5 separate regions of the Mus musculus genome follow, and regions 1, 2, 4 and 5 are each linked to region 3. A link is a loop called in an ENCODE intact Hi-C map of the cell type or tissue named here. Cell type or tissue: gastrocnemius. All regions are shown on one strand.

The links. Peaks named below come from ENCODE experiments on the same cell type or tissue, not always from the same donor. Only the 100,000 strongest peaks of a DNase experiment are listed, where the experiment ranks them.
Region 1: a loop joins it to region 3, with 4 times the contacts of the local background. A loop is called at or near these places in 19 of 42 quality-filtered maps.
Region 2: it touches region 3 in a loop (4-fold over the local background); 22 of 42 quality-filtered maps call a loop at or near these places.
Region 4: a loop joins it to region 3, with 4 times the contacts of the local background. A loop is called at or near these places in 12 of 42 quality-filtered maps.
Region 5: it touches region 3 in a loop (2.5-fold over the local background); 4 of 42 quality-filtered maps call a loop at or near these places.

Annotation. Positions count from the first base shown.
Region 1 is chr13:52,984,712-52,989,711 of GRCm38, forward strand. It overlaps Gm33424 (a long non-coding RNA gene), which reads left to right and starts at 1,254. Exons shown (of 3, transcript XR_382381.4): 1 at 1,254-1,495. In gastrocnemius, no CTCF peak of the experiment used is centred here; no DNase peak of the experiment used is centred here.
Region 2 is chr13:52,995,114-53,000,113 of GRCm38, forward strand. The region is part of intron 1 of Gm33424 (a long non-coding RNA gene); the gene reads left to right. Among named protein-coding and RNA genes, the nearest start is that of Gm33424, 12 kb to the left of the region's middle. In gastrocnemius, CTCF peaks have their summits at 191 (motif pointing right) and 2,892 (motif pointing right); DNase peaks (open chromatin) are centred at 2,931 and 4,568.
Region 3 is chr13:53,093,390-53,098,389 of GRCm38, forward strand. No RefSeq gene overlaps it. Among named protein-coding and RNA genes, the nearest start is that of Gm52058, 74 kb to the right of the region's middle. In gastrocnemius, a CTCF peak has its summit at 2,003 (motif pointing left); a DNase peak (open chromatin) is centred at 3,448; H3K27ac peaks cover 855 bases.
Region 4 is chr13:53,017,366-53,022,365 of GRCm38, forward strand. Gm33424 (a long non-coding RNA gene) reads left to right here. Exons shown (of 3, transcript XR_382381.4): 3 at 646-1,124. It overlaps Gm33519 (a long non-coding RNA gene), which reads right to left and starts at 1,056. Exons shown (of 2, transcript XR_382384.3): 1 at 550-1,056. In gastrocnemius, a CTCF peak has its summit at 2,351 (motif pointing right); DNase peaks (open chromatin) are centred at 848, 2,350 and 3,107.
Region 5 is chr13:52,830,387-52,835,386 of GRCm38, forward strand. It overlaps Auh (AU RNA binding protein/enoyl-coenzyme A hydratase), which reads right to left. Exons shown (of 10, transcript NM_016709.2): 10 at 4,724-5,000. Gm33315 (a long non-coding RNA gene) reads left to right here. Exons shown (of 5, transcript XR_003950688.1): 1 at 1-614; 2 at 2,246-2,475. Among named protein-coding and RNA genes, the nearest start is that of Gm33315, 3.6 kb to the left of the region's middle. In gastrocnemius, a CTCF peak has its summit at 3,025 (motif pointing right); no DNase peak of the experiment used is centred here.

The DNA of each region.
Region 1 (5,000 bases), 110 kb before region 3:
ATATTATTGTCTGCATGTATGTTCATGCACCACATGTGTGCCTGGTGCCTACAGAAGCCATAAGAGGACATTCAATCCCCTGGGACTGGAGTTACAGCTGCTTGTGAGCTGCCATGTGGGTCTGATAATTAAAACCCAGGTCCCCTGGAAGAGCAGTCAGTACCCTTAATTGGTAAGCCACTTCTTTAGCCCCATCTCATGTCTTTTTTTTTTTTTTTTTTTTTAAGACAGGGTTTCTCTGTGTAGTCTTGGCTGTCCTGGCATTAGCTCTGTAAACTGGCCTGGCCTTGAACTCACAGAGCTCTGCCTGCCTCTGCCTCCTGAGCGCTGGGCTTAAAAGTGGGCGGATGCTCCCACTGCTCTGCTCCATCCTGTATCTTTTAATTACAATCTGCAGAGCAGAAGAGCAGACAGCTCCTAGATTTCACAGTAGGGGCCGGCAGTCTAGGATGGGACTTCAGCTTTGACTTTTGGACTCCTTCATCCCACCAGGCATTGGCTCCTTTCAAGCTGGAGTAGGAAGTTTAGAGATCGCTGCTGTCCCCTAGCCCCACCCCCTCCTCTCCTGCCAGGCTCTTGCTGTGCAGTTCCTTCATCCATACTTACAAAAAAAAAAAAATATTCTTGGCCTAATTCTCCAAAAACTGATTTGGCAGTTTTGTTTTGGGGGAAGAAATTGAGTAATAAAAGAGGGTCAAATACCGCTCCCCAGAGAAGGGATGGCTTTAATGCACAGGAGCCGGTAGTTGAAATAGCTCTGCCCAAGCTAAGAAAGAAAAGTCTCTACACTGCTCACAGGTTTGCCCCAGAGGAGAGCCGCTGAGGGTTCGAAGGCATTTCAAAGGCTTTCCAAATGACTCAGGGATGTGTTGTAAGCACAGTATTGCAAAAAACGGAAGCATGTCTTCAAATTCAGCCGCACACGGTGTACATGTCAGGCACTGAGTGTCCCTCTGCTCATTCAAATTCAACAGGAGATGTAGGTGTTGGTGTAGGAGGAAGGGAGACAGGCCACGAGGTGGCAAGAGTCGGGGGGGCTCCATTAAAAACGGTCAGGATGGGGTGGGGGGGGCTCCATTAAATATGGTCAGGACTTTGGAAGCAGCTGATAGCATCCATTGCAAAACATGGTTGATGGAGCAAGCCTTGCGGCAGCCGTTGACAACCAAAACAGAGCTAGCTGGCTTTCAAAGATGTGAAATCTACAATTGTGAAACATGTCCTAGCGAAAACCATTTTACTAAGAACAAGAGATGACACATCCACTCTGCCATACAACTCAGACCAAGAAGGTGCAAAGCTTATCTAAACGCTCTGCCCAGAGTGCTTTACTGGAAGAAGATATGGCTGCCAACCAGAAGCCTGGATTCTAGAACATTCTGTACTCCAGTCTCATCTAGGGGATCATTCAAGTCTCTGAAGGCCTGCTCCCTCCTCCAGCCCAGAGGGAGTAGAAGTAGGCAGAAGTGATCCTGGAGCTTCAGTCCCTGCCAAGGTATAGTTAGGGAGATCGAAGAGGTGGGCTTTGCAGAGAGGCTACTCCAGGGGGAGCCTCCTCCTTCAAACTCTTCACGGTGCCTCTGTCTAACACTGCACAACGACAGACTCAGATGAAATTGTCTTCTGTAGTTGGTTTTCAGGGAGTTCTGACGAATACTCTGTCTGGCAAAGGCTCTTAGAAGCCAGGAAGCCGGGTGCTTGACCACACTTCTGGTCTTCTGAGAAGTTTCCAGTTTCATCAGCTCTGAGCAACTCTGCAGAAGTGCTCAGGGTTCAGCTGTTGCTGCATGAAGACAATCACGTATGCTACAGTCACACACGTGCACACACACACACACTCAGGGGCATCAGCTGCAGACAATCACACCTGCCACAATCTGTCGATCTCTCTGTCTGTCTCTCTGTCTCTCTCTGTCTGTCTGTCTGTCTCTCTCTCTCTCTCTCTCTCTCTCTCTCTCACACACACACACACACACACACACACACATACACTCAGGGGCATCAGCTGCAGACAGTCACACCTGCTACAGTCACGCACACAATTAGGGACATCTTATCAGGCCGTGTACTGTCAGAGTGATGGAAAAAATCAGGCTCTGGCTATCACCAAAGGATGCTGCGACAGGGCCCACTGGTGGCTACAGAAATGGAAATCCCTGTCTTCAGCTCAACTCCCTGACCCCACTGACAGTACTATTGCTGAGATAGGCTTTCCTCCATGGCTTTCTGCCTCAGTTTCCCTTCTTGGTAGTCATTTATGATAATAATATCAATTGCAGGATGTTTTTCGAGAATACAGTGGCTGATGTTACCCTTGCTTAGGAAGGGGCTTGCAGCACAGACTGGCATGTGTTAGGTTCCCACCCTCAGCTCCCTCAAAGCTCAGCGTGGGGTTGGAGGGGCCGCTTATTTGGTAGAGTGCTGGTCTGTAACGCCTGAGGCCTTGGCTTGATCCCGGGCACTGAAACAAACCGCTGCCTGCGATGGTTCACACTTGAAATCCCAGCACTCAGGAGGTAGAGGCAGGAGGAGCTAGAATTCAAAGTCACCCTTGCTAGAGAGGGAGTTCTAGGTCAGCTTGGGTGAGAGATCTTGTTTAGACAGATAGCATCCAGTCTCCTCAAGGAAACTGTATCTTCAACCAGGACATGCGTACACATACAATTACAGGTGTGTGTGTGTGTGTGTGTGTGTGAGAGAGAGAGAGAGAGAGAGAGAGAGCAGACTGACTAGACATGAACAGTAAATTCTATTACTGCCAGTCCCCTTCAATTCCCCTGAACCAGTGAGCATTCATAACAAGAAATTTTCACCCTAGAGGTAAATGGGGGGGTAATAGGTTACTAATTCTTCCACATATTGAGCTCCTGTTAGGTCTTGGGCATTCCTGGGCATTGTACAAGGTCTAATACCTGCTGTAGACAATGACATCATTCTCTTGCCACTTCGTTTCATGTGGCCAAGACAGGTCCATAGAGACTAGTGGGAGAATGCAGGGGATGCTGGCTTAAGAGCAAACCAGATCGCTCTCACAGTGTGATAACAGTCACTTAAAAGCCCAGTCTATGTTCTGATAGATCCTCGGAGGAGAGAGCCTTCATTCCATGGCAGTGAGCAGACGCACTTCTTGAAGGGGAGGGATTTGTCTCAAGTTTTGGAAGTGGCTGAGATATCATGGCCAGTACTGGGGAGAAAGAGAGAGCTATGAGGCTCACAGAGAACTTGTTGGGAATGCTGAGGGTGATGGGAGGGGTGGACAGGGCTGATCCAGTCCCTGGAGAACAGAGGCACACATGAAATGAAATGGCAAATATAAGAGAGAATGACGTCATTGTCTGCAGCAGGTATTAGACCTTGTCCAAGGTCTGAATGGGCAAGTCACATGGGAAAGCCAGTGGCTTTGGGAGCACATTTTACAGCAGGGCTGTGTGAGGCACATTTGCTGATTTGTTTAGTTGTTCTGAGACAGAGTCTCATGTAACATGATGTCTGCTGGCCTTGAACTTTTGATCCCCACTGCTCCTGCTGCCCACATGCTGGGATTACAGGTGTGAGCTATGTCACCTGGCTGACGCAGTGCTGAGGAAAACCCAGGGCCTCATATACGACAGATAAGCCCTTTAGCATCTGGACTTTATTTTATTTTAAAATATTAAGTGTGTGTGTGTGTGTGTGTGTGTGTGTGTGTGTGTGTGTGTGTGTGCATGCTCGTGCGCCCATCCATCAGGTGCTATGACATTGGCATAGAGGTTCCAGGAGAGCTTGTGGGAGTTGACTCTTTTTCTCTACTGTCTGGGTGCTGTGACTTGAACTTAGATCATCGGGGTTGATGATGCACCTTTAGCCACTGCATCATCTCACTGGTCCCTACCTGAGCATTTTAATGATGAATGTTGACTACACAGTAAGAACCCGTGGAGTGGCTCTGAGGTTGGAGCTCTGTGGTAGAATGCTTGCCTAGCGTGTACAGGGAGGGCCCTGGATTCCACCGCTGACACCAGAGAACAAATAACAGAAACACTGTAGGGACTTAGCTGGGACTCCTGAAGCCTCAATTTCCCCATCAGAGGAGCTGTACAGTAGAGCCTTGCACACTGTGCCTGTGCTTCAGTTTCATCTGCACAGGGGTTGTGGTAAGGAACTGCCCAGGAAGCAATAACATGCTTACACCCTAACAGGGCATCCCACATAACGAGGACTCCCGTCCTTTGCCACTCCACAAAGAGGTAGATGGGTGTCAGAGGAAGAAGGCTCAGTTCTGGAGTTGCGCATTGCTGGAGCGGAGAAGCTCTGGTAGGAAGCCATCTTGACTGGAGACAGAGTCGTGGCCCAGGTAGTACTGCCATCTCAATGTGCATCGTCCTGTCGGCTCATGGTTCTGCACACTCGATCTCCAGCTAGTGGCCGTGCTTCGGAAAGTTGTGGGACCTTTAGGAAGGGGAGCCTTGCTGGAGGAAGTGGGGTGCCGTGGGTGGGCCTTGAGGTTTACTAGCGCAGGTCCATTTCCGTTTCACTCTCTCTGCTTCCTGACTACAGAGCAGATATGACCACAGCCCCCCAGGCTCCTGCCGTCCGTCATGCATTCCCGCCATGCATTCCTGCCACGGTGGACTGTATTCTCTAAAACCGAGTCCCAAAAGGAATGTTTGCTTCTTTAAACTGTGTATTGTCCGGCATTCTGTCGTGGTAACAAGAAAAGTAACTAAAGTAAGTTGGCCAAAGCTGAGACCACAGGGACCACAGGGACCTCCCCCATCAACCACTAAATACGAAAATGCCCAACACCCAGATCTTTTGGAGGAATTTTCCCAGTTGTGGTTTCCTCCTTTCAGATGATTCCAGCTTGTGTCAAGTTGTCAAAAAACTAGCCAGGACACTTGGGCTGTGTCAAGTTCCTCCATGCCTCTCCCTGAACCCCTTAGGTCAAGCAATCCCGAGCCTTCACACCTGCCCTCTGAGGGCAGCCATCTTGGAACCTTAACCTCGTGAATCACTACCCG
Region 2 (5,000 bases), 98 kb before region 3:
TTCAGTAAATGATACAAATTAATTAAGTTTGGAAAAGGTCAAGTTCAAAGAACTTTGAAGGATATATGGAAACAGAGCAACTTCATTAATAATGGAAACATGGAAGTAAAACAAGGTGTTTGAAAAATAATTTTATTTTTAATATTTACATATGTATGTATGTATGTATTTATGTGTGTGTGTTCCTGCCACATATGTGTGCATGCCCATAGATGCCAGAAGAGGGAGCTGGATCCCCTGGAGCTGGAGTTACAGGCAGTTGTGAGCTACTTGATATGCATGCTTAGAACTGAACTCAGCCCTCCTAGCCACTGAGCCCTGTCTCCTGCTCTGAGGTGGTTTTTATGTAAACAAGCAAGGCAGTATGCTGGGGAATGAATAGATATTCTTCTGGTGACTGGGGCAGTAGCATCAGGTGTGAAACTGAGTCTACCCCTTAACTAACTTCTGAGAACACATTGGCAGAGCTAGCAACTGTGGCTCGGAATCTGCCTCGGAAAATAATCATCCGAGTGAGCAAAAACGCACACAAGGCTGCTTCTGCAGTGTTATCTGTGAGAGGAGAGATGGAAAGCCACCCCTTTGCCACCAGTGGTCTCTTAGCTAGATAGATGCTGGCTCCACTTAAAGGATTATCAGTAGATCTGAATGGTGCTGAAGAGAAATGTATAGTGTAAACAGGCACTAAAGCTGTGTGGCTATTTGTAAAGGCAAAAGAGAATTATCTATACATACATACATACATACATACAATAAGAACTATACAAAACTATGTATGTATCTATGTATGTATCCCTGTATGTATCTATGTATTTACATATCTATCTATGTATCTATGTATGTATCCCTGTATGTATCTATGTATGTATCTATGTATCTATGTATGTATCCATGTATCTTTGTATGGGGTAAAAATAGGGTCCCAGGTCTGCTGGAGGCTAGGGCCCCTGGGTGAGATGGCCACTGCCGGGCAGGCATTGGACTGTGAGAAGCCCAGGGATCTCACTCTGGGGGTGAGGAAGGTAGAGTCTGGGGACCCTGAGGAACTGCCGGAGTTGGGCTCAGATTCTCAGGCACCACATACACCACTGGGTACCTCAGAAGAGCGGGTTCTGGGGTCCCTGGGTTGCACGGAGGCCAGGGACTACAGGCACTCACTCGTGGACATCCCAGACTTCACTGTATGTCGCAGAAGAGCTGAGAACATGTGGGGACCCTCAGGTGGACTGTGGCCCGGGGCCAAAGGGAAAAGCGTAGGAGGAGAGCTCTGGCAGATTACCTTGGGGAGGAGAGAGTCTGGCTAGCTCAAACAGCTAGCTCAGTGGGCTGCTTGGTTTGGCTGGCAGCCTTGTGGAGTGGAGCACAGGGAGGCTTCCCCGCAGGAGGTTAGATGCTCTGCTCTGTAGAGGGAGACCTGTTCCATTGCTCCAGCACAGCGGATCCTGATGAGAAGAGACAGTCCATGGTTTTAAGGTGTTTATTGTAGAAAGGCAGAGAGAGGGAGAGAGTAGAGAAGCAGAGGCCGGCCATGGCCACGTGGAGGGGTGGGGGAGGGAAGGCAGAGAGAAGGGGAGCAAGGGAGCAAGACTAAGTGCAAGAGGGTAAGAGAGGCAAGAGAGAGAGTAGGGGGCAAGCAGCTCCTTTTATAGTGGGCTGGGGCTATCCTGGCTGTTGTCAAGTAACTGTGGGAGTGGACAGGATACCAGGAGCTTGGGGCATTGCCTATGTGACTGATGGCCCACATACTTCTCTACAGGGGGGCTGTGGGAGGCTGTAGCTGCGACAAGGGCCAGGGGCCCAGGAGGGGTGGCCGGACTCCTACCATCCCATGAAGGCAGAAGTCACTGCCCACCAGGTCTCTGGGTTCCAGACCTGTGTTCGACCAAGACCAGGCTGTCTGTACACAGCTCACTGCCCCACATCTATGTATGTATGTATGTATGTATGTATGTATGTATGTATCTCTCTATCTATCTATCTATAATCAGATAATATATATACATATACATATACATATATATATTTATTTATTAATTTATTTATTTATTTATATGTGTGTATATATATCTCCAGTGGCTCTTGGTGGCTCCTTCTGGGTCCTAAGCAGGGAGCATCTGTCATTTATTATACATTTTTCTGTAATGTTTATATAGTTCAACAGCTGACACGATGGTACACTCTTGTAATCCCAGGGGTCAAGAAGTGGCGGCAGAAGAATATTTAGTTCAAACCAGCCTGATCTACATAGCAAAGCCTTTCTCTTTCAGGAGACACTTTCTGAGAAGTTAAACTACACACATGTGCTGGGCTTGCTGGTGCACACCTTTAACCCTAGCACGTAGGAGGCAGCAGCAGGTGGACAGCTGAGTTGAGGCCAGTTTGGTCTGTATAATATACTCAAGGTCAATCAGAACTACATAGTGAGACATCTCCTCAAATTAAATAACACACACACATACACAAGGCCCAGAGACAAAGCTCAATAGTGGAATACTTGCTACTACTGAATATAGAATATAGAATTACTAATATTCAAGAGACCTGAGTTTCACCTCCAGTACCATATGTACATGCACACCCAGAGAAACAAAATGTATACCACACAAAGCTTATATTAAAGGTATTCATTCATTCATTCATTCATTCATTCATTTTTGGGTTTCTGAGACAGGGTTCCTCTGTGTAATAGCCCTGGCTGTGTTTGAATTGTCTTTGTAGACCAGGCTGGCCTTGAACTGATATTCATAGAGATCTGCCTGTCTAGTAACCCTGAGTGCTAAGATTAAAAGCATGCACCACCATGCCCGGTTTTATTTTTTATTTTATGTGTATAAGTGTTTTGCATGCATGGATGCATGCGCATTATGTGTATACCTGGTGCCTGTGGAGGCCAGAAGAGGGTGTCAGATCCCCTGGAACCAGAGTGACAGATGGCTGTGAGCCACCATGTGGATACTGGGAGCTAAATCTTGGATCTTCTGAAAGAGGAGCCAGTGTTCTTAATTGCTGACCCATTTGTCTAGCTCCCAAAGCTTTTTTAAAAATTTTATTTATTTTTTGAGAATTTCACACATGTATACAATGTATTTTGATGATACCTGTTCCCCACTACACCCCAATTCCTTCTGAACCCCTCACTGCATCCTCCTACAAACTTCTAACCTCATCTTTGGTTGTTTGTTTCGCTGATATGCAGTCATCTTATTATAGTGGTAGTTGGTCTACTGCTGTATTTCTTGAATTACATCATAGATGTTACATTGCATAAGATTCTCTAAAATTTGGACCTCAACCCAGTCTGAAAATCTACTATTTGGTTCTTTGTTTAAAAAGAATTTTTTTTTTATGCATAAGAAGTTTCTGGGTTTGCTTTGTGTGTGTGTGGGGGGGGGTGTTGTTTTGTTTTGTTTTTTTGTTTTTTAATCTAGAACCAGAGATACCAAGAAAGATTGTGCTGTGTGACTAAGGACAGTGTGTGGCCTAGAGCTTTGATGCTGCTTACAAGCTGTGTGATTTTTGAGAAAATTTCTTGACTCCTCCGGGCCCCAGTTGTCTTGTCTGTGATTTTTATGTGATTGTGTGACCAGTGACGTCACTGACTACACACTTCATTTAAGCAGTGAATACGAAAGCGGTCTCTGGTTTCAGAACATGAAGAGGGCATGTCTCTCTGCCCACTTCCTTCCACCTCAGGCCGAGCTGCTTTAACCTTTCTCGGCGCTGACACCGTGTAGTGTAACATCAACTGGGTCCCAGTCATCCCTGCGACTGGTGCTCCCACGGTGTCTATGTAAAGGACACCTAACACTGTACTCTGAGCCTCAGCAATTTTCAAAGGCACCTGACTCATGCCCTACTATGGTTTAGTCCCAGAAACACTGATTTTTCTCTTCCTCTTCTTTTTCTTTCTCACCCTGAGGCTCTTTCTTCTGTTTGAAACATTGTATCCAATGTCTGGTGCGACTTTCTCCTTTTCCCTGCATTTAGCTATAACACACCTGATCTTCAGGTCTAGACTGGTGTTTGTCTACCCAGACGCCATTTCTTTCTATCTATCTATCTATCTATCTATCTATCTATCTATCTATCTATCTATGCTGAGACGCCATTTCCATCTATCTATCTATCTATCTATCTATCTATCTATCTATCTATCTATGCTGAGACTCCGGGTTTCCTGTGTGGAAAAGTTGTGCCAGGTGCTCCCTGGAGCTCCTGTAGGGGGTGAGGCCATGCAGTACCGTGGGATGTTTTCTTCTAATCTCTGTAGACAAGAATCGGCCAGGTATTCTGTGGATGGTGTTTGAATGCCTGGTGGCTATGTGAAGCAAGGAGTAAAGATAAGCTGGTTCCTGACCTTTAACCAATACCATCAGTCAGAGCGCCTCAAGCACCGCAGGGAGTCAAGGCAGCAGGAGCTCCACATAGCTGGTCCCAGAGCATCCTCAACCAGGAAGCAGAGAGCCAGGAACTTGTTTCTGTTCGGCTTGCCTGCTTCCTCCAGGATCCCAGCCAAGCAACGGTACTACCCTATGGTGGTTTGAGTGAGACTGGTTCCCACACGGACTTGGGTAAATGCCTACTTCCCAGTTGGTGGGCTGCTCAGGGAACATTAGGAAGTGAGGTCTTGTCAGAAGAGGTGTGTCACGGGGGGCTGGGGTTTGAGACTTGCAGGGAAAAGGAGAAAGTCGCAGCAGACATTGGATACAATGTTTCAAACAAAAGAAACAGCCATGGGAAGGCCTTGGGGTGAGAAAGAAAAAGAAGAAAAGAAAAATCCGTGTATCTGGGACCAAACCATAGTAGGGCATGAGTCAGATGCCTTTGAAAATCGTTGGAGATCAGAGTACAGTGCTAGGAGTCCTTTGCCATACTCCCCCACCATTATAATCATCATGGACTCATTATCTAAAATTGCCAGCAAGCCCCCAGTTAAAGGCTTCCTTTCATAAGTTGCCTTGGTCATGGTGTTCCATCACAGCATTAGAACAGTGACTGAG
Region 3 (5,000 bases):
CAAAAAAACAAAAACAAAAAAAAAAAAAACTTGACTAAGATGCAAACAGAGCAAACTAGAGCTTCCTGGTGGCAGGGAGTGTCAGTGTTTGCATTTCAGTGACATTAATCCAGCAACTTACTTGACAGAGAATTACTCATTTCAAGTGCTCCCAGGAGGAATGCTTTCTTTCCACTTGCTCCTCCTGTGAGAGCAGGAAGGAGGAGCGGGTGGCGGTGTTAAACTCAAAGTCATGACTGGGATGGCAGAAAGAACATTTTTGGATAGATGCCAGGATGGAGAATTTCTGGTCTGGAGAGCCATTTTTATTTGAGAGAATATGACGTAAGTATGAGAAATTGGAAAAGAAAGACTTGTTTAATGTCAACGTGTGATTTCCAGATTCAGTGAAAAGTGCTTTAAAAAGAGCAAGCACCCTCGTCTCCACAATATCGAAAAGCTGCGGGTGAGGCCTCCTCAACTCCAACTCACCCACATGGTGTGGTCCATCACAGGAACAGCAAGGCAGCCTGGTCTGGGTGTTAGCTCACACTTCATTTCCCATGCACCGGTTGCATGGCCTAGCATAACAATGCCCAAGTCCACTTCTTTTCATTGGTAATAACTTGTAAACACTCCCGGGTCCATTCCTGTTATCCTTATTAGAAACCTGAAGGGAGCTGACTGGTCAGAGGCCAAGGTACCCTCATAGTTCACATGGCCAGAGACAGTGTCCGTCCTCTAGAAGAGGACACTGTATGTATGGACACTTACTGGTGGACCTAGTTAGCTGAATTCCATGGGGTGATGGTGAGGATTGAGTGCAGTTGGTAGATTGGTCGTCTAGTGTGCACCAAGCCCTGGCTCTGATGCCCAGCGCTGCATGAATAGGACATGCTGGTGCACACCTATAGTGCCATCACTTGGGACGTAGAGGCAGGTGGCTCAGAGATTGAAGGTCATCTTTGGCTACAGAGCGAGTTCAAAGCCAGCCTGGAACATAGGAGATCCTGCCTCCAAAAACAATTTTTAAGTTATAAAAAGGTAAATTGGTAAATAATTAAACTATGACATGTAAGTCTCTACCTGCTCCTGGAAATAAAAAACAAAAACAAAACCACCCACGCCTCCTACTCAAGTCTAATGAGGCCAGGAAGATCCTGTGTAACAGAAACTGAATTCGGTCCACATAGCCCAAGGGTTACATCAGAAAGCACATCTTAAATTTTAATCCATCAACATCAATTCAGTAAATGCTTTCTACATATGGACTGGTAAAAAGCTCTCCCTTCAGCGTGCTAAAGGGGTAGGTGTGTAGAGTGAGACAAAGCATCTTGAGGGTCCCCAAGAGAAAGGAACGCCAGGCACTGTCTCTAGAAAAGTCATGGTTAGAAGTCATCAGAGACAGACTGCATCCAGGGTAAGTCTTTTAGCTAACTGGGGCTTAACAGTATCAGCGTCATTTAGACGGTGTGGTAACTGAGTTATAAATACCTATGGTCTCACTTGAGAGTCATTGCAAATTGAAAGGAAAGATAGCAGCCCCGAATACTTGACAAAGATTCCATAGTCAGAGGCCACTAACTTCATGCCTAACAAGCCAGTCATAAAATTACGCCTTGATGTTTATTTCTTCATCATACAAATGACAACTTGTGACTCTTGTTACCATCGGAATCAACGTAATTCAGTTTGCAGTGTTTGTCTCCTTCAGTCGTCTGTTTTGACCTCTGTTCACCTCTGGCAAGCACGTGGATTTAATGAAAAAGAGACTCTGTTGGTCCCTTTGGTATTTCTTAATTTCCTACAAATGACTAATTTAGGTTCAGTGATGCCAGTTGTGTGTGTGTGTGTTCGCGCGCGCACGTGTGTAAGGTACATCATCATTAGACATCCTAGAAGCTCAGGTTTCCTGGGTCAGATGATTAGGAAAGAGATCTGTCGCCCCTTCAGCTTTGGGTTTCCCCCACTTGCTACAGAATCCTACAGGTAGGAAGGAGAGTTTAAAATCTCCCTCTGCTGGCCTCTATGTGAAATCCAGCAGCTCGAATCCTGTTCACTTCCGTGTTGGATCGCATCTGGTTCGTGTTAAGTCCTTTCCGTTGCCGTGACAAATCCCCGAGGCGAACCAACTTAGAAGAGGGACAGCTTATTTTGCCTCATGGTTTCCGAGGCTTCTGTCATGGCTGGCTCAGTCATTTGCAAAGGCCATAGTGAGTCCGACCAGCACGTTGGGAGTGTGTGGTAGGACATAGCTGCTCACCAGGAAGTAAACAAGGTGGGAACAAACTATCTCTTCTAAGGGTATGGCCTCAGTAGCCTGCAGCCTCCCACTGTGGTGTACCTCCTGAGTTTGAAACATCTCTTCATAATCTCGTTAAGCTCCGACTCCATCAGTAAATTAATCTATGCATGAGATCGGAGCCCTCGACTCTGTCACCTTGGTGTTCACCTCTGGACACTGCTGCAGTGGGGGGATACAAGACACATGAGCATTGGGGGTATTTTTAGGTCTCAGAGCATCACGTCGTTTCAATGGATGTTTTCTGCTGGCGGCTCTTTAAGGTGACAGACATAAGTAACAGAAGGGACACCTTCTGGGGGCTCCATTCCCACACACTCTCAGCGGTAGGTCATTACCCACCCCTATCTAGCACCACCCCACCTCCAAACCTCCACAGGAGGAGACCTGACCATAGGCAGGGCCATCCACACCTGAGACTCCTCAGGTCACAACATGCCATGCCAGAGCAGGGCCCCTGCTTTTGTTTATTTTGCTTTTGTGGATGACAAAAGGGAGAGAAGTATTAGCAACAGAGAATTCCCACAGAGACTCCTGTTCTCTGTTCTTTCGGGGCTTCCCCTGGGCTCTGGGGCTAGCCTGCGACTCTAGTGGAGGTAGCCTCTACACTGCTGGCTGCTTGGTTTTTTGTTTGTTTGTTTTGTTTTGTTTTAACTTAGCTAGCCTGTTCATATAAATACTGTACATTGTACATACCCTCCTTATTGTCCTTTGTCCCTCCCAGGAGACCCTCTGTTGACCTGGAGAGTTTCACATCCTCATTGTACTGTGACTAGCACTGCAGGGAATACTGTGTACTCCGTGGTACTGTCTTCCTGTTTCTTTAGAAGAGGCTTTGCTCTCTGGGCCCTGTTTCTGCCTCTTGCGAGCGGTCCAATGTTCCCTCCCGCACGAGGATGCTTAGCATTCAGGAGGCAAAGTCAGTCTTGTACGGTTAGGGGCACACATTCCGTCCCTGTGGTGGACCTTGTCTGTTGACCTTCACACACCTGTATCAGGCTTGGAAATTGCTGGTCAGCCTTTAGTTTCTTTTTCGGCACTTTTCTTCATTCCAAATCCACAGATGGGGAGTCTGGCTCAATGAACCCACCTGGGTGGATCCTGAGAACAGATAAGGACACTCACTGGACATAAAGTAAATACAACCGGACAGTGGCGAGGACTCTAGCGCCACCTGCTGCTCACACACGTACTCGCAGGGGACTGGAGAAGCCCGGAACACCATGGACATGCAGAAAATGACCCTTTAAAGAGAAGAGATCAGTATGGCTAGGAGGGAGTTTGTCCTCTTACTAAATACATGTAAATATGCATATGTACCTATGTAGGTTTTATAAATAATATATAGTTTGTAAATATAGGTGTTTATGCAAAGAAATATATTTGTTTAACTTGTTTTATGCAGAGAGGGTTTGCATCTCCATTCCGCCCCATAAACTCTAAACTCTTAAAGCATGGCCTGGCAGTGGTGGTGCACACCTTTAATCCCAGCACTTAGGAGGCAGAGGCAGGTGGATTTCTGAGTTTGAGGCCAGCCTTATCTACATAGTGGGTTCCAGGACAGCCAGGGCTACACAGAGAAGCCCTGTCTCGAAAAGCCAAAACCAAAACCAAAATAATCTCTTAAAGTATGGCTCCTCTGCTTGTCAGGAGAGCAACACCACTCATCTACAGCAGCTGTTTTAATGGCTGAGAAAGAGGCATTCATACAATGTTTACCTCAGCGCCTGAGCGCATTAGCTCGTTTCCCATTGCTGAGAAAGTACCCAGGATGGTCACTTCAGCAGTAGCTAGCTGGCCAAGGGTTCTTCTCTTCCATGTGAACAAAAATTAGGTAAAAAAGCAGATCTTTTAAACTTTGTCTGCCGACCTTCCCAGCCCCCAGCATCTGACCCCAGTGAGCAGCAGCAGGCAGGCAGGAATAGCATCGAGTGGTGCCCTGGAACACGGCAGCCCCTGTGCAGGTCCTGAGTTCCAGAACCCTTGGCCCTTGACGGGGGCCATCGTTACAGCTCTGGCACTGAGACCCTTGCTGGAAATCTTCTGCAGACCTGGACCTGTTCATCATCTACTGATACTTCAGACCCCTGTCCTAGATACAACTGTTACATCGGCTTGCAAACTGCTAACAGCCAGCTGGGCAGCTGAGGGAGGGAACTATCCAAAGGAGGATCAGCCCCACAGCAAGTCCTCCCAGGGAAGAGACCAGAAGACTGGGGAGCCTATTAAAAGTCTGGCCCAGAGTCTTCAGGTGGCCTTCCACCTGGGGGGGGAGGGCGGGGAGGATGGGGTGGGCGCGGTCCTTGCAATTCCTTTGATGGGAGTTGCCTGTTCCAATAAAGTCGGTCCTTTTTTGTTCTTTGTTCTCTCTCTGGCTGGTGCCTCTCTCTTCCCTGTCAATCTGTCCCTCTTGCTATCCACCAGGGACCTTCATGATCTCTGCTGCTTTTACTCTGGGGCTGTATTTGTGTCCCTCACCTCGTTTCTGTCACCCTTTTCCACTACAGAAAATGACCCTTTAAAAAGTCATGGTGATGAATATGGCTAGGAGGGAATTTATCTTCTTACTGAATACGTGAAAATATGTATATGAACATATGTAAGTTTTAGCAGTAATTATAGTTTGCTATAATATATGTGTTTATACAAATATATGTGTGTGTTTAAGTATATTTTAGTATAGAGAAGGTCTGCTTCTCCATCCTGCCCCATAAACTCT
Region 4 (5,000 bases), 76 kb before region 3:
TGCTGTCATCAAGACCTGGGGGAGACAGGAGCATTATGTGTTCTAGGCCAGCCTGTGATATGACGTTTATAAAGACAGATCCTAGGTAAAAAACCAAAGCAAACACAAACAAACCCTTCCCCCACAAGAAGGAGGAGGAGGAGGAGGAGAAAGAAGGAAAGAAGAAGAGGAGGAGGAGAGGAAGGACTGAAGGATGCGCCCAGCTCTGTTCTCTGTAGGTTCTCTCATCTGTACCAGCATTCCTTAGTTTCTGGCCACACCAGCTCCATCCCTGCCCCCATCTGCCTGTGGCCATTCTGCTGCCTTTGAGTGAGTGATGACACTTGTAGCTTTAGGTCCCACCTAGACAACTCAGGATTATCTCCTCACACCAAGGCCCTTCCCTCCACTCTAGCCACAAAAGCCCCCTCTCTGCATAAATATCATTTCCTGGACAGAGACTGGGGAGTCTGGCCTTCAGCTTGCCCTGCAGACAGTGTCAAGAAGGAAGGAGGGGCAACCCTGTCCTCCATGTAGTTATAGAGTTTTGCCCCCCGAATGTGGTCTCACCTTGACTTACACAGAAGTTGGTTTCTTTAATTTGTGACCCTCCAAAATCTGCACTTGAGTTTCCACACATCGCCCATGTTTTCCTCCTTGTCACAGGGTCAGTTTGATAGTGACAATCTGAAAGAACCGGCCGTGGGTGGATCAACTCCAAGTCTGACACAGGCAATGGCTTCCTGCTGCTCACAGAGAAACGTCCCTATGAGATGACATCAGGGAAGCCCTGAACGTTGTTGGGTAACAGATTGAGAGCAAGGGTCAGAGGAAGACAGAGCTTGCTTCTGTAGCAAGCTGCAGCCTGTGCCATGGCACAAGCACCTCCTGATGTGCAACACGGCTCCTCATTCCTGACCTCATCAGAGGGGGAGCCCAGCCTTGCTCCAGCTTGTTTCTCAGCAGGGTGACATCACCACCATTCTTGAAGGCAGCTTTCTTGTGCTGTGCTGGGTTCTGTCAACACAACCATCCCTGCCTGTGATTTTAGTCAGTTTTGTGTGGCTGAAGAAATCCCAAACTGATCTTTTCCAATGACTTTCTAATGCATGATTTAAAAAAAAATAAAAACGTGTTCTCAGGTATTAAGTGTCTTTGTTTCTTCATGCTTTAAGTAACTCTCTTTTATATTATGTCAATTGAGTTGATGATTATTTTGGACAGGGTCTCATTATGTAGCTCCAACTGGCCTGCAACTTATTTTGTAGACCAGGATGGCCTTCAACTTATAGAAATCTTCCTACCTTGACCTATCCAGTGCTGTGATTAAGGGTGTGGACCTGGGTTGATACTCTCTTATTAATTGAAATGTTATTTGTCCACAACTATATGGTTGAAGTGTTCAAACAAATTGGAATTTTAAAAATAAGTATGTGGGTACACCTTTAATCCCAGCCCTTGGGAGGCAGAGGCAGGTAGATCTCTGTGAGTTTGAGCCCAGCCTGGTCTGTATAGGGAGTTCCAGGCCAGCTAGGGCTACATGTAGAGATCCCATCTCAAAACAAACAGAACCACCAAAAAGCCAAACCAACCCAAAGCAAACAAAAATCCCCAAGCCTAAAATGAGTATGTGTATGTTAATATTTTATATAAACACCTCAGGATTGTAAATTCATTTACTTCCCCAGTTAAAACTGCCTAAAAGAACAATTAATAAATAGCAGAGAAAGAATAATCGATGGCTTTCTCTTCCTCTGTTTTCATGGACAATACCCAGATACATTAAAAAGGACGGCTGCCAAATAATATGTTTCTGCTTACACAGAGACACGTCACCACCAACCAACTTCCATGAGTCATTTCCAGCTTATAGGTTTATTTTTACTTTTGATTTTTAAAAAGTGTTTTATTCTTCGTGAGTTTCAAATCGCTTACCCCAGTCCCATCCATCTCCCTCTCCCTTCGTATCTGTGCTCTTTGCCTCTGCAACCTCCCCCCTAAAAGGAAATAAAAAACAAAAATGAAAAATAAGCAAAACAAAAAAAAAAGCATAGGAAATATCTTGTCGTGGAAGCTGTAGTGTGTCACAACGTGATCCACAGCACACCCTTTTGCCCACACATCCTTGCTTGAAAGTATTCATTGCGATTAGTCATCGGTCTGGTTCGCGGCTTCTGGCTTCTGCAATATCGTCAATATTGGATCCTCACCAGGACTCCTCCCAGTTATCCTGTGTTCTCCTGTGCCACAGAGATCCTGCAGCTTTAGATCTATAGGACCGGCCCTTTCACATGCTCCGACAGTTTAAAGATGAAGTAGATTTGGGGGTGGGCCAACTTAGCCTTGGATCTGGGCCTGGGTGGTAGCTGAGTTGATCCACACCTGTACCACCAGGGGGAGCCCTCCAGCACTGCCCCCGGCCAGCTCACCCTCATCCATGCCAGTGCAGGATGCGTAGGGGAAGGGGTGGCAGGGGCGGCGGCGGGGGGGGGGGCAGGGGGGGGCTGGGTGGGGTGGGGTGGGGGTGGGTGGGGTGGGGTGGGGGGCACTCTCCCTAGTTCTGCAGCTGGTGAGTGGCTGGACCGGCTTTTCTGCTCTGACACCCTTGGGGCTGATCAAGGTCAACTCAACTGTGTTGCCCAGGCAAGGTACAGGGCCCACTCTCGCAAGTGCTGAAGCTGGTGAGGGACAGGGCCAGCTCTCCCAACTGCTGAAGTTGGTGAGGGGTGAAGGGATGGTTTATTCTTTTTAAATGGAAATGTGCTAAAGGGTCTGCAGATGGAGCACAGTTGGTAGAGTGTTTCCTAGCCTGCAGGAAGCCCTGGGTTCAATTCCCAGAACCTGCATAAATGAAATATGGCAACACATGAACCCGGAGGCATGAGGATCAGGAATAAAAGGTCAACCTTGGCTATATAGTGAGTTCAAGGCCATCCCAGGCTACTTCAGACCCTGTCACAAGACAAGCAACAACAGGACTTTCTAGGGTCCAGTGAAAGATCCTGGTCTGGGGTGTTCACATCCGACATTGCAGGGTAACCAGGTGGTGAGGGAAGATTCTTGGCCTTTGTGCAAAGTGTGCTGACTGCCCTGAGGCACGCCCTCATGCCTCATTAACTGCCTTTATGTCCCAGCTGTCCTCAGACATCAGGGCTTGGCTGCTGACCACACAGGCCTGCACCCACGGACAGGTGAAAAAGTCCTTCCAGACAACAGTCCTGGTCCCCTGCAACCTGCTCTATCTCACTGACTTCTTAGGAAGTCACCAATCCAGACAGGACTGTCCTCATTAACAGTGGGCTCCTCCAGAAAAGTTACAGAAGTACCAACAAAGGCAGAGGAAGAATCCATCCAAAAGACAATTAGACCTAACATTTCTCCATGAATTGCAGGAAATAAACTCACACTGACCCCAGAGCCCAAAGGACACAGAACATGTCTAAGAAGAAACAAGAAAGCAACAGAAGGCCATGAAAGGTTAGGGGGGTTGGAGAGGGGAGGGCTGGGGACACAGCTGAGTTGGTTGAGTGACTAACATGCATGGAAACCCCTGGGTATTGAACCCAGCATTGAAAAGACCAGGCATGGTGGTTCACACTCACAGCTACAACGGGTGGAGACAGAAGGATGAGAAGGTCATGCTTAGCTATGAACCGAGCGCAAGTCTAGCCTGGACTACTTAAAACCCTGTCTTAGTTAGGGTTTCTATTCAATACCAGCCCTTTGCTGCTGACCACACAGCCCTGACCAAAGCAGCATGCACAGGAAAGGGTTTATTTCTTCTCACAGCTTGTGGCCTGGAACTCAATGCAGGAACCTGGAGACAGGAGCTGATGCAGAGGCCATGGAAGAATGCTGCTTACTGGCTTTGCTCCTCATGGCTTACTCAGCCTGCTTTCTTATGCCACCCAGGACCACCAGCCCAGGGGTAAAACTGCTCACAATGGGCTGGGTCCTCCCACGTCAATCACTAATTAAGAAAATGCCCCCATGGGCTTGCCGATAGGCCCTCTTTTGGAGGCACTTTCTCAGTTGTGGTTCTCTGTTCTCAGACAGCTCTAGCCTGTGTCAGCTTGATCCTGTCATAGTCAGCATAGGTTCTGATGAGGAGAAAAGCACCAAGCTTGCCCATGATGGGCTCCTTCACCCTTGAGCTCACGACAGTGGCAACCCTGGAGAGGAGACAGAAGTTCGCACCAGCAGGGATAGTGGTCCACTTCTTCCCATGAGCCTGGGATCATTGGCCAATGCTAGTTTTAGTCTTTGTCTATTCTGACTTTTTTGTTGTTGTTCTGTTTGTTTGTTTTTGGAGTTTTTTGGCTTTGTTTTGTTTTGGTATTCATCGGGGTTTTTTGTACAGAAAGTTGAGTAAGTTGGAAAGTTTCCTTTCCCTGATGAGAGCCATACAAGGTTGTAGACAGCATGGCAGGATCTCTCACCTCTGTGGTGCTGGACCCAAGGCCATGGGGTGCCAGACACGTCATCAAAAGTTGACAGAGACTCTTAAGTTTGTTGTCCAGTGCCAATAATGATTGAAGTTGCAGACATTCCTGGGAGTAAGCAAAGGAGAAAAAAGCTTTATGAAGGAGAATTACAGAAAACCGAGGAAGTAAAGAAAAGTGAGAAAACCTCCTAAGGTTAGGGTTTACTGCTGTGAACAGACACCATGACCAAGGCAACGCTTCTAAGGGCAACATTTAACTGGGGCTGGCTTATAGGTCCAGAGGTTCAGTCCATTATCATCAAGGCTGGAACATGGCAGCATCCAGGCAGGCATGGTGCAGGAGGAGCTGAGAGTTCTACATCTTCATCTGAAGTCTGCTAGAAGAATATTGGCTTCCAGGCAGCTAGGGTGAAAGTCTTAAAGCCCACACCACAGTGACACACCCACTCCAGCAAGGCCACACCTACTCCAACAAGGCCACACCTCCTAATAGTGCCACTCCCTGGGCCAGTCATTTTCCCATGAGAGAAAGCTGTCGAATTAATTTGTGCAAGGGTCACTATAAGGCTATGGCAGA
Region 5 (5,000 bases), 260 kb before region 3:
CTGTGACTGGGCAGCTGCCATGCAGAGACTTATTCCCACCCCGCAGCATCTAAGGGCCCCAATCCATCCTGCAGGGCCCTGGGTTTTTTGAGACATCATTCTCCATGTAGCTCTGTCTATCCTGAATCTTATTCTGTAGACCAGGCTGGCCTCGAACTCAGAGATCTGCCTGCCTCTGCCTCCCAAGTGCTGGAATTAAAGGAGTGTGCCACCATCACTACTAGACCACTAGGCCAGGGCCTCTGTTCTTAGACATGGCCCCAAACTCTCTATGGTTGTGGGGCCTCCCTCCTTGCCCAGCTGTCCCCCTCTGAAACATGAAACATGAACAGTACCATCAACACCACTGTGAGGCAGAACCAATGATAAAGACAGGTGCAATGTGCCTGGACCTCTATAAACAGCAGCAAGTACTGACTCCGCTGACAAACAATGATGCTTGGCCTATGGCTTTGCTCTTGGTATCGGTGGAGCCAAAGTTTGCTCTAGAGTTCTTGGGTGCCCTCAGAAAACCAGTGACTCCATGATCATCCCCATGACTAGGGCATTAAGAACCGGATACAAGATTGGACATGGAGATGCACACCTTTCATCCCAGCATTTGAGAAGCGGAGGTGAGTTGATCTCTGTAATTTCAAAGCTAGCCAGAGCTACACAATAAAATCCTGTCCCAGGTTGGGTGGAGGGGGGAGGGGGGCTGGTCACGGCATCCAGCATGACCGGGGTGGAGAGATGAGGCATGTCAGCCATGATGAAAAGAGCCCAGATGGTGGTGAACACAGATGGGGTCCCTTCTTGAGCAGTGTGGTTCTCGGGCTTGACACTTGTCCCAGTGATGGATCGGTGAGGTGTAAGGCCAGGTTACTCTGGGCTTCACAGCAGAGGCCAACTAACCCTTGGTGTCCACACATCTCTCGGAGTACTCTGCTGTCTGTGAGCACCAAGGTCCTACACACAGACACCTAACTCAGCTTCCACTCCTGACCCAGTTTCTTTAACTAGAACTGGATAACATACTTTTCCTGAGGGATTTGTTTAACACTAGAGTGAGAAGAACATGGGCAGTATACGGGGCCGGGAGTATCAGCTCTGACGCCTGCCTGCCTGTCACCATCCGATAAGCACACCTCCTTTATCTCCCCAAGTCATGAGATCAGGGCAAAGGACATGCTTCCCTGTGTAGACAGCACACCCAGCAAAGCTTTGGTGCGGTTATGTCATCTGGCTGCCGGCAAGCACAAAAGTGCTGAGTCGCCAGTTCTGGGATCAATCCCTGACTTGTTGGGACAATGTGCTGGTCTCCCCTGGGTACCATAGGAGGCTAGAGTGAGCCCTTGACTGAATGTCACGGAGAGTCACACAGGGCCTGAAAATCACCAGGTAGGTTCCTAATTCAGTCCTCTGAACGACAATGTGCCACCCTAGCCTATCAACATACCCTTAAACACGTAAACATACTCTACAGGCATGTCAACATACCCTTATGGCACCACATCAACACTTGTATTTTGTGGTGCCGGGAGTTGATCCCAGGGCTGCACGTGTGCTCAGGCCTGCCTCCACCACTTGGCCACACTGTCAGCCCAATGCCATTTTTTTATGTTAGGGTTTTACAAAGAACAACCATGCTGGCTCCTATGAGCAGTTGTCCCCAGAGATCTGTCACTTGCCAAGGAAGGGCCACCTTCCTATCCACCTTCTCAAAATGTGAACAAGCGAGAGACAGGGTGGTGCATCCATAGTGTCTGTGTGCACTCTCTTTGGATTCCTCAATCTTCCCTACCAGGCCCTGGCTTTCCTGTTGCCCTGAACATTTAGAAAACGGTCACCAACCGCCAACTGTCTGAGGCTCAAGTGCTGTCCTCCGGCAGGGAGGGGAGGCGGGCTTTGAACGTTCCAGAAGGGAGAGCTGGGACAAGACGGAGCTGGGTGTCTGTAGGAATTTTAGGGCTTGAAACACAGATATTTTGAGTACAGGATTTACGTGACTCTCCTTGTTCCCTAATCGCAATCTGCACCCTGCTTCATTAGTATAAAATAGCTCTTATTTGTTTAGATTATCAACTAGCAACTTTCACGCATTTTCATTTTGTGACACGTGTACCATGGTTATTTTTAACATAGTATGAAAAAAAAATAATCTCAACTGGCTTTTCGATAAAGCCCAATAACCAGACATACTCGTCAGTTAATATTTAACTAGGTCAGGTAGACAAATAATGGACTTATTATTTTAAAATGTCAGCCTGTCAGGATCTTTGGACTCCAAATGAGAGTCAGTGGAGGTCATGCCATCCAAGTGGACATGAAGGTCAAGCAAAGGAGAGGGCCACAGCCAGCACAAACAAGCTATCTGAAAGGGTGTGTTTCCTCCAAGCCCTGGATCCAAGAACCGACACCCCCACCGCTGAAAAGCATCCTTCCCATTGCTGCTGGGGAAATGACCCTGCCGGACAAGCTGTATTTGATAAAGGGGTAAGTCTTGGTTGGTGGAGAAAACAGATCTTTCAGTGTAGAAAACAAAAATCTGAGATGATCCTTGAAATCAAAGAGATAACCACAAAAAAATCTATAACTTTTTTTTTTTTGGTATTTATTTTGTGCTGGAGATTTGGCTCAGGGGTGACAAGCATTTGCTGCTCTTGTGGAGTTCAATTCCCAGCACCCACATTGGGTCGGTCACAACTGCCTGTAAACCAGGCTCCAGGGAGCGCCAATGTCTCTACAGGCACTGACACCTGTACATAACCCTCACTCATCCACATATGCACAATCACACACACACACACACACACACACACACACACACACACACACAAAATGGGACTGACATGAAAATCCACGCCTTTAGCCCCATCACTAGGGAGGCAGAGGCAGGCAAATTCTGTAAAATTCGGGGCCAGTCTGATCTACACAGGGAACTTTAAGACAGCCAGAGCTACATTGTGAAACCCTGTCTAAATCATGTACTATTTATGTGTCTGCATGCATGGATGAGCATGTGTGCAGGTGCCCACAGTGGCCAGTAGGGGGCACCGAACCCACTGGAGCTGGAATCAGAGGCAGCTGTGAGCCACCTCATTCGAGGTGCTGGACACCAGGCTTGGGTCCTCTGCAGGAACTTTTAACTGGGAGGCAGAGCAAGGCTGGCCTTTAAAGCATGATTCTCCTGCCTGTGCTTCTCAAGTGCTAGAAGTATGAGTGTTCCAGCAGTCACTAGGGGCCTCTGTGGTCTGTAGGTTTCCTCCATCAGAACCAGCAGGTCTCCTGCTGAGATGAAGTGAAATGCTTTGTTTGCTTTTGCCTCTTGGAGGGTAACTGCCTTCTTTAGCCCACACATACAGACCTAGCCACCAGTTTCGGCTACTTCAAGTGCTAGGGCTGTAGTTGGATTGGTGGTATTCTTGCCTGGCATACATGAAGCCCTGGGACTCAGCCCCAATGCTACAGAAAACCAGGTATGGTGCATGCTTGCAATTCCAGCACCTAGAGGTGGGGACAGGAATATCACAAGTTTAAGGCCATCCTTGACTACACAGCCAACTTGGAAGCCAGCCTGGGCCACACGAGGCTGTTTCAAAACAGAAAAATACAACAAAAAGAACAGATGTGACCATGACTGTACACAGATACTCCATGCTGGGTGGCAAGGTCTATGAGTCCAAGCCAGCCCTCCACAATGGCTGGCCTCGGGGGTGGCAGCAAAAGAAAACCCAGGGAAGGCAAACCCACCAAGGACCAGCACCTGATCCTGCTGCCTCCCTGTCTTAAGTTGCTATAGGACTTTGCTCTCCGCTTCACAACTTGTTAGGAAACCAAGTGGTGACCAATCATCAACTGCTGACCTGGTCCCCAAATCCTCATCCTCTTCCATTACCAGTACCATTTCCAGCTCAGTTAGAATAACTGTGAGATGTTCAGCGTGTCGTGGACAGACAGGACATGACCCTGGGAAGTCTAAAGGACAGTCACCCCCCTGGCCAAGGTTTCAGGCTGAAGATCAAGGGTGTGGCAGTCTGACATCAGATGGTGGGGGTGGGGGGGGGTCAGCTGGTTAGCTGGGCTAGCAGATAGACGGATAGACATTCTGATCTGCAGCTCAGTGGCAGAGGTGGTGGCTGGTGCCATTGTTCTCTCTTGAGAAATTTAAGAATCACATCGGTGCACTCCCAAACAGCAGAGCAGGCTCAGGGTGAGGATGTGAGGGCAGGGCAGCAGGGAGGGGCATGCAGGATGCATGTGTGTGGTAGGAGGGAAGGGAATGCAGGATGCATGTGTGTGGCGGGACAGGAAGCCCACTGCAGTCTTCAGCAAGCATCAAGCTCTGTGAAAGCACAGCCAGGCCCAGCCCGGGACACCTCTGCCGAAGACACTGTGGCTTGAAGCCAAGCAGAACCACTGATGGGCTGACCCTTCACCCCTGTTCTGGGACCGTGTCACATGGTTCCTCGGCAGGGTCAGCAAAGAGACTTTACTCTGAAATCTGTTCTGAAATGTTGGGCAAGGGGCAAGACGCGGATTCTCAAATCACTCTCCATTGGCTTTATTGAAACTAGAGGGGTTTCCCTCAGACTGTCCACCCAGGTCCTCTGGTGGCGATGGGCATTTGTATGCTCGTAGCACATGTGTGTGTGTGTGTTTGTGCATGCACATGTGTGTGTTCCTATGTACACACATGTGTATGCTCGCATGTACATAATTACTCAGCAACTACATTTGGTATAACTTCACATTTTTGGGATACAGAAATAGTTTTATTTTCTTAATGCAGCATGGTAGACATACAATCAATTATTTCCTAGAGTGTGCAATATAAATTATTCACATTAAAAAATTAACGACAAAGCCTGATATGCGGGAAATATTAAAAACATATACCTAATTTTTACGTGTTTTGACCACGGACATTGCTAGCTTTATAAATCTGAATAAATATGACATGGCGCACAGTGGCTTGAGTACAGATGGGCCTGCTCCGGGTGTAGTGAGAACCCACTCTC